Linked DNA regions of Homo sapiens: region 1 is linked to region 2. The links are chromatin loops, found by intact Hi-C in ENCODE. Cell type or tissue: dorsolateral prefrontal cortex. All regions are shown on one strand. Links, peaks and the distances in the headings refer to the core of each region. The heading gives the core; the rest is flanking DNA. Region 1 overlaps LOC124902328 (a long non-coding RNA gene). Region 2 overlaps TLE4 (TLE family member 4, transcriptional corepressor).

Region 1 (2,811 bases), core at 205-2,704, 210 kb before region 2:
TCAGTGCAAAAGACATTTCTCTGAGGAAATCCATCTCTCTAAGGAAGAGGGAAGGAGTTGGTTCCTTGAGTGTGGGGCTATAAATATCAGAGGCAAAGACCCATTCTTCAGATGGATGTACTATTCTGTTAAAGTCTGAGGAATGCTCTCTCTTCCCCAGATTAATAAGGAAGAGAGTGCCTTGACTAGAAAGAAAAAGCTCTCCATTCTGAAGTCTTGTTTCAGAATGCACACAATTTAACTTCACTTTCTTCATCCCTAGGCTAAAATAGCAAATAAATGAAGGACTGGGTTAATTAAATGCATATTTTAACAGCATTTATCTGGCATTGATTGGCTGAGGCCACTTACAGTAAAGCGTGGAATAGTTAATACAAGTGTTGGCCGTCTCCTAAAGGAGGTGACCTCAAGGTTACATAATTGTAGCAGTAATTTATTTAGCTTAAAATGAATGTGTTCTCAATTAGGTTGGTAGGCATTATAATAACACAAGAGGGATTTATATTTGCTTATGTCTAGGCTATGAGGGTTTCGTTATTGGATTTGTTTGCCTATATTTAGTCCTCCAATTCATGATTCCTCCCAGTTAAGAGCAGGAAGTTTGTTCATGCTGATTAATAGGGGCCCAGTCCTAATGTTGCAGATAGTTACCTAATCCCGCCAGAGGCAGCAAGGGAGCAGACACATAGCACAGATGCCAGAAGACAGGATTATCTGGTGGGTTCTGCTCATGGGAACTGTTCCTCCCCCAATACAGATCCATCAGTGCCTTAAATTTGCCCCATAAATTGGTACTTTATATGAAAATATTCTACCAATGGGGCACTTCTGAGTTTATCACAGGATTTATCATGCTGGAATTAATATTTTTTATCTATATCGCAATTCTTTTAATCTAGTGGTCAAAAAAATGGTAATTCATGATGTTCTTTGGTTGAATTTGAACTCCTGACTTCTTTTAGATAGGAGAACTAAGATGCCTTTACCATTCCTTGGTCAGACGTAGTAAAGACATTTTTAAAAATAAACATGTGAATGGGTGATTCTTTACCCACCCTATCTACCTGGACCTCTGTGAATATTTGCTTATTTGCACACATGCTAAGTGTGCAATTAGTCATTCTGTATGAACAAATGTAATTATTATTATTATTTTCATTTATTTACAAGCTTGTCAGAGATGGAGAGCATTAGTCAATCACAAGGGCCAACAGAGCCTGCACTGGAAGTCCAGGGCTCAGCCAGTAGATGTCTCTGTTAGACTCACTACAGTGAAATGTTCATGCCCCCTTGGGAGGATGCCAGCCCTTTTGGGCTCAGTGTAGCCTGTTTGCTACATCTATATTTTTGTCCAAAATTTTAAAACTATAAAAAGAAAATCTGGCACTAGTTGTACCATACTTGTGTTCCAGTTTATACTGTCAACTTCAGAGCCTGGCTTCTATTTAGATCACCCAGTGAGATTCAAGGGCTCACTCATTCTCCTGATGGAGACAGGGTTACTCTCCCCTTTACCTCCCCCTGCATAAAATATAACCCTATGTGCAACCTCCCTTCTCCAGGGAAACTGAAGCTAACACTCACCTCACTGTCTGCTGAGAGGCCATCTGCTTTGCTATGCAGGCTTTCACCACAACAAATTTATGGTCTTTGGGAATAATAGGGAGCTTTTTTGTGTGTGTGATCTCTTATGCAACAGATTCAAGTAAGTGATCAAATCTGTGAAATGTGCTGGAGATGAAAACTGTCACCAGAGCAAGAAGGAAGGTGTATAGATGTGTTCTCGAAAGCAAAGAGTACTCGCTACCAACTCATTTTTGTTTGATGTACTTCAGTGGCTTTGCAACCCACAGAAGCAGTTTCTTCAGGTATCTGTCAGAAGAGGATATGAGGCCTTTATATTTAAAGGCTACATAACCAAGTCACAATTACAAATCTTCTAATCTTAGGAAACACTGTCCAGTGGAAGGAAAATTGGCCCAGACATTAGGAGACCTGTGTTCTACTGCCAATTCCTTCTTTCATTCTCTGTGTGATTTTGAGTTACTTAACTTCTATGATCCTGTTTAGTTCTCTGTGATAGGAGATAATGAGACTTACTTCTCAGATTGTCCTGAGGCTTAAATATCATAATGTATATATAATCCTCCTGAATCATAATAAGTTACTATTTATTCCTTTTCTCCTCCTTCTTCTTTTCTCATTGATCAAATCAACAGGAAGGCTAAGATGCATTTTTTAAAAAAATTGATAAGGGACTTAAGTAGCTAAAATAAAGCTTTGTGATTATTAAAGCATATCAGAGATTTTTATTTACTGGGCTCTATAACACCCTCTTCATTCCTTTGACCACAGGACACGTGTTCAGAGTCAGAAGAAACAATGCAGGTCCTATTCTGTCAGATTGTTCCCATATTCTTTGGTTTGAAAGCTATTGATTAAGCTATGTTTTCTTAGCTATCACGTTGTGAGAGACGAAGAAGGACATTTGCACCAATAAATATAAACTATAAGAAGCAAACTATGGATAACTTCTCTAAGAGCCATCTTTCACCATTGGTTTGTGTGTGGGTTTATAGAGAATCTGCTTTCCTCTTGGTCCTCTGCTGATGGGAAGAAGTCTCTCAGGTTCCTACTGTCAGGGCATCACTCAATAGCCTGGGGAGAACATCTCTAGAAGAACATCTCAATGCTAACTGATAAATTGCATGCTAGATAGGAGTTGAACAATGAGAATACATGGACACGGGGAGGGAATCATCACACACCGGGGCCTTTCCGGGGGGTGGGGGGATAAGGGGAGGGAGAGCA
Region 2 (2,811 bases), core at 30-2,529:
CATAATTCCATAGAAAGCCTGAGAACCAAAAGGAATGAGGTTGCTTTTTAATTTACATTATTTTCATCTATTTCTAATATGGATGTCTTAAAAATGAGAAGGAGTATTTATTCCTATAATGCATATCCTCAATTAAATGGTTATATTAGTTAACAATTACTACCTAAGAACTTCCTCTAAACCATACTGGTATGAAATCGAAAGCATTTGCTACATCTGATTGGTCTCTGTGTTGGCTGCGGTGGAAGCTTTTCTCTCTAGGCTGGGCTTGAATTTGCTTATATGTCTGCAGTCAGCTGGGTGGTCTAGAACAGGGATCCCCAAACCCCAGGCCATAGACCGGTACTGACCTGTGTCCTGTTAGAACCCAGGCTGCACAGCAGGAGGTGAGTGGCGGCTGAGTGAGCATTACCACCTGAGCTCCACCTCCTGTCACATCAGCAGTGGCATTAGATTCTCATAGGCATGCATACTCTATTGTGAACTGTGCAATGCAGGGATCTATTGTGAACTGTGCAATGCAGGGATCTAGGTTGTACACTTCTTATGAGAATCTTAACTATTGCCTGATGATCTGAAGTGGAACAGTTTCATCCCAAAACCAAACCACTACCGCCACCCCACCTCCGTCCATGGAAAAATTGTCTTCCATGAAGCCATTCCTTGGTGCCAAAAAGATTGGGGACTGCTGGTCTAGAACGTCTTCAGCTCAACTGACCAGGCTCTCCCTCATGTATCTATGGTATCCCTCTAGCAGGCTAGCCAAGGCTTGTTCTTTTGGCACTAGTCCAGAGTCTAGGAGAGCCTCTCTTTGCATCATGTGTGCTACTGTGCCATTGGCCAAAGCAAGTCATATGGCTGAGTCTAGCATCAGTGACAGAGCCCTACCAAATGTGGATACAGGGAGGTGTGAAAAATTGCAGCCAATATTGCAGTCAGTCTAACACAGTAGTTTTAGAGGTAAAGGAAAGTCTGCCCAAGTGGTGACTGGCTTGTAGCCTGGCACATGCGTCATGGTTGGGCCCGTGTGCATGCGAACGGCTTGGTAATTTCAGTGCTTCCCTTCTCATTTCTCATAGCTGCACTAGAACCGTGGCAGCCTTACCATCTGACTGCTTCATGAGAAATAGCCCACGCCCAAATACACACCTCTTGTGTTTGAAATAACACAAAGAGTATTGTTTCCAAGACGACTTTGATGAAATGTCAGCTTTCCCTGGGTTCTAAACCCATATAAGAAGCATTGTTACCCTCATTCCTGCTGGGTAATTTGTATACTGCAATAGTTTGTTTGAAAACATGCCCGTTGTTCTTTAAAATATGCTTAATGCTAGATTAGAACAGATTTTTTTTTCTGTTTATGCAAGCTCATTTCTAAAGCATTTAAAATAAAGAGCTTGGGCATGTGTGGTATTTAAAAACCCCTCACATGATGTTTTTAAAACAGATCAATTTCAGCATTAAAATGTTAGGAATTCAGCCAAGGAAAATTCAGCTTGGATTGTATAGCTGTAATGATAATGTATTATAACCATCTTCTTTGAAAGTGATTGTAGTAACAGAATTGAACCTGGTGAATTATATAATTTAACAGTGTTCACCAGAATACTACTCTAGGGGGATTATTCAAGCCTTTCCTAAAGCAAAACAAAACATGGATTTTATTATCACAAGATAGTCATCACAAAATATCTAAAGATAACTCATTTGGATTGAACAGAAGGTCATATGTCTGAACATCACTTATCCCACTTAACTACTTGGCAGGATATTAGTATGTAAGAGTGCATGATTTTTGTTTTTTAGCTACTTTGTCTTGTATTAAAAATGTCTTGAGTTTGCTTATTACTTACCCAGAAGGTATTTTCACGTCAGAAGTAACTTCATAATTGAGACATTAGTGATTCACAAATTGACTCCCAAGTACAGATGGCCCTCTATATTCCTGGGTTCCACATCCTCAGCTTCAACTAACCACAGATTGAAAGTATTTGGAAAAAAAATACAATAAAAAGTTCAAATAAAAATACAGCATGTACATTATATTATAAATAATAGAGATGATTTAGTTATAAAGAGGTATAAGTAATACTATAAATAGGCATTATAAACTAGAGATGATTTAAAATATACAGGAGGATGTGTCTAGGTTATATGCAGATACTATATCATTTTATATCAGGGACTTGTGTGCCCTCTGATTTTGGTATCTGCAGGGGAGAGGGAGGAGTGTCCTGGAACCAAACGCCCATGGATACCTAAGGATGACTGTAATTTAGAAAGTTTATATATCAGTCATATTATTTAGGCATATTAATCTTTTTAAAACTTTTTTAAAAGCTTTGAACCAACAACCAGTTTCTAAACATTATCAAAACATCTGTAATGTTGGTTTCTCTTCGGGGTTGAATTGTGTCTCAAAAAGATGTAATAAAATTCTGATCCCCGGTACCTGTGACTGTGACTTTATTTAGAAATAGGGTCTTGGCAGATGTCATCGAGTTAAGATGAGGTCATCCGGGAATCAAGTTGGCCCTGCATCCAGTGACTCATGTCCTTATAAGGAGAGAGAGGTTTGACGATACAGAGGAGGCACAGAAAGGAAGGCCATGAGAAAGCAAAGAGGAAAGACTGGAGTTGTGCTGCCACAAACCGAAGAATGCCAAGGATTGCCAGCAACCACCAGAAGCTGGAAGAGGCAAAGAAGCATTCTTCCCTGGAGCCTTTGGAGGGAGCATGGTCCTGCCAATGCCTTGTTTTCAGACTTGCAGACTCCAGAACCGCAAGAAATAAATGTCTGTTGCTTTAAGC

Evidence for each region. A loop is a pair of places that touch in the nucleus more often than their neighbours do. Peaks named below come from ENCODE experiments on the same cell type or tissue, not always from the same donor. Only the 100,000 strongest peaks of a DNase experiment are listed, where the experiment ranks them.
Region 1: it touches region 2 in a loop (3-fold over the local background); 4 of 110 quality-filtered maps call a loop at or near these places.

What each region holds. Positions count from the first base shown.
Region 1 is chr9:79,470,522-79,473,332 of GRCh38, forward strand. The region is part of intron 1 of LOC124902328 (a long non-coding RNA gene); the gene reads right to left. Among named protein-coding and RNA genes, the nearest start is that of LNCARSR, 96 kb to the right of the region's middle. In dorsolateral prefrontal cortex, for the core only: a CTCF peak has its summit at 1,240 (motif pointing right); a DNase peak (open chromatin) is centred at 1,280.
Region 2 is chr9:79,683,980-79,686,790 of GRCh38, forward strand. The region is part of intron 8 of TLE4 (TLE family member 4, transcriptional corepressor); the gene reads left to right. Among named protein-coding and RNA genes, the nearest start is that of TLE4, 110 kb to the left of the region's middle. In dorsolateral prefrontal cortex, for the core only: no CTCF peak of the experiment used is centred there; no DNase peak of the experiment used is centred there.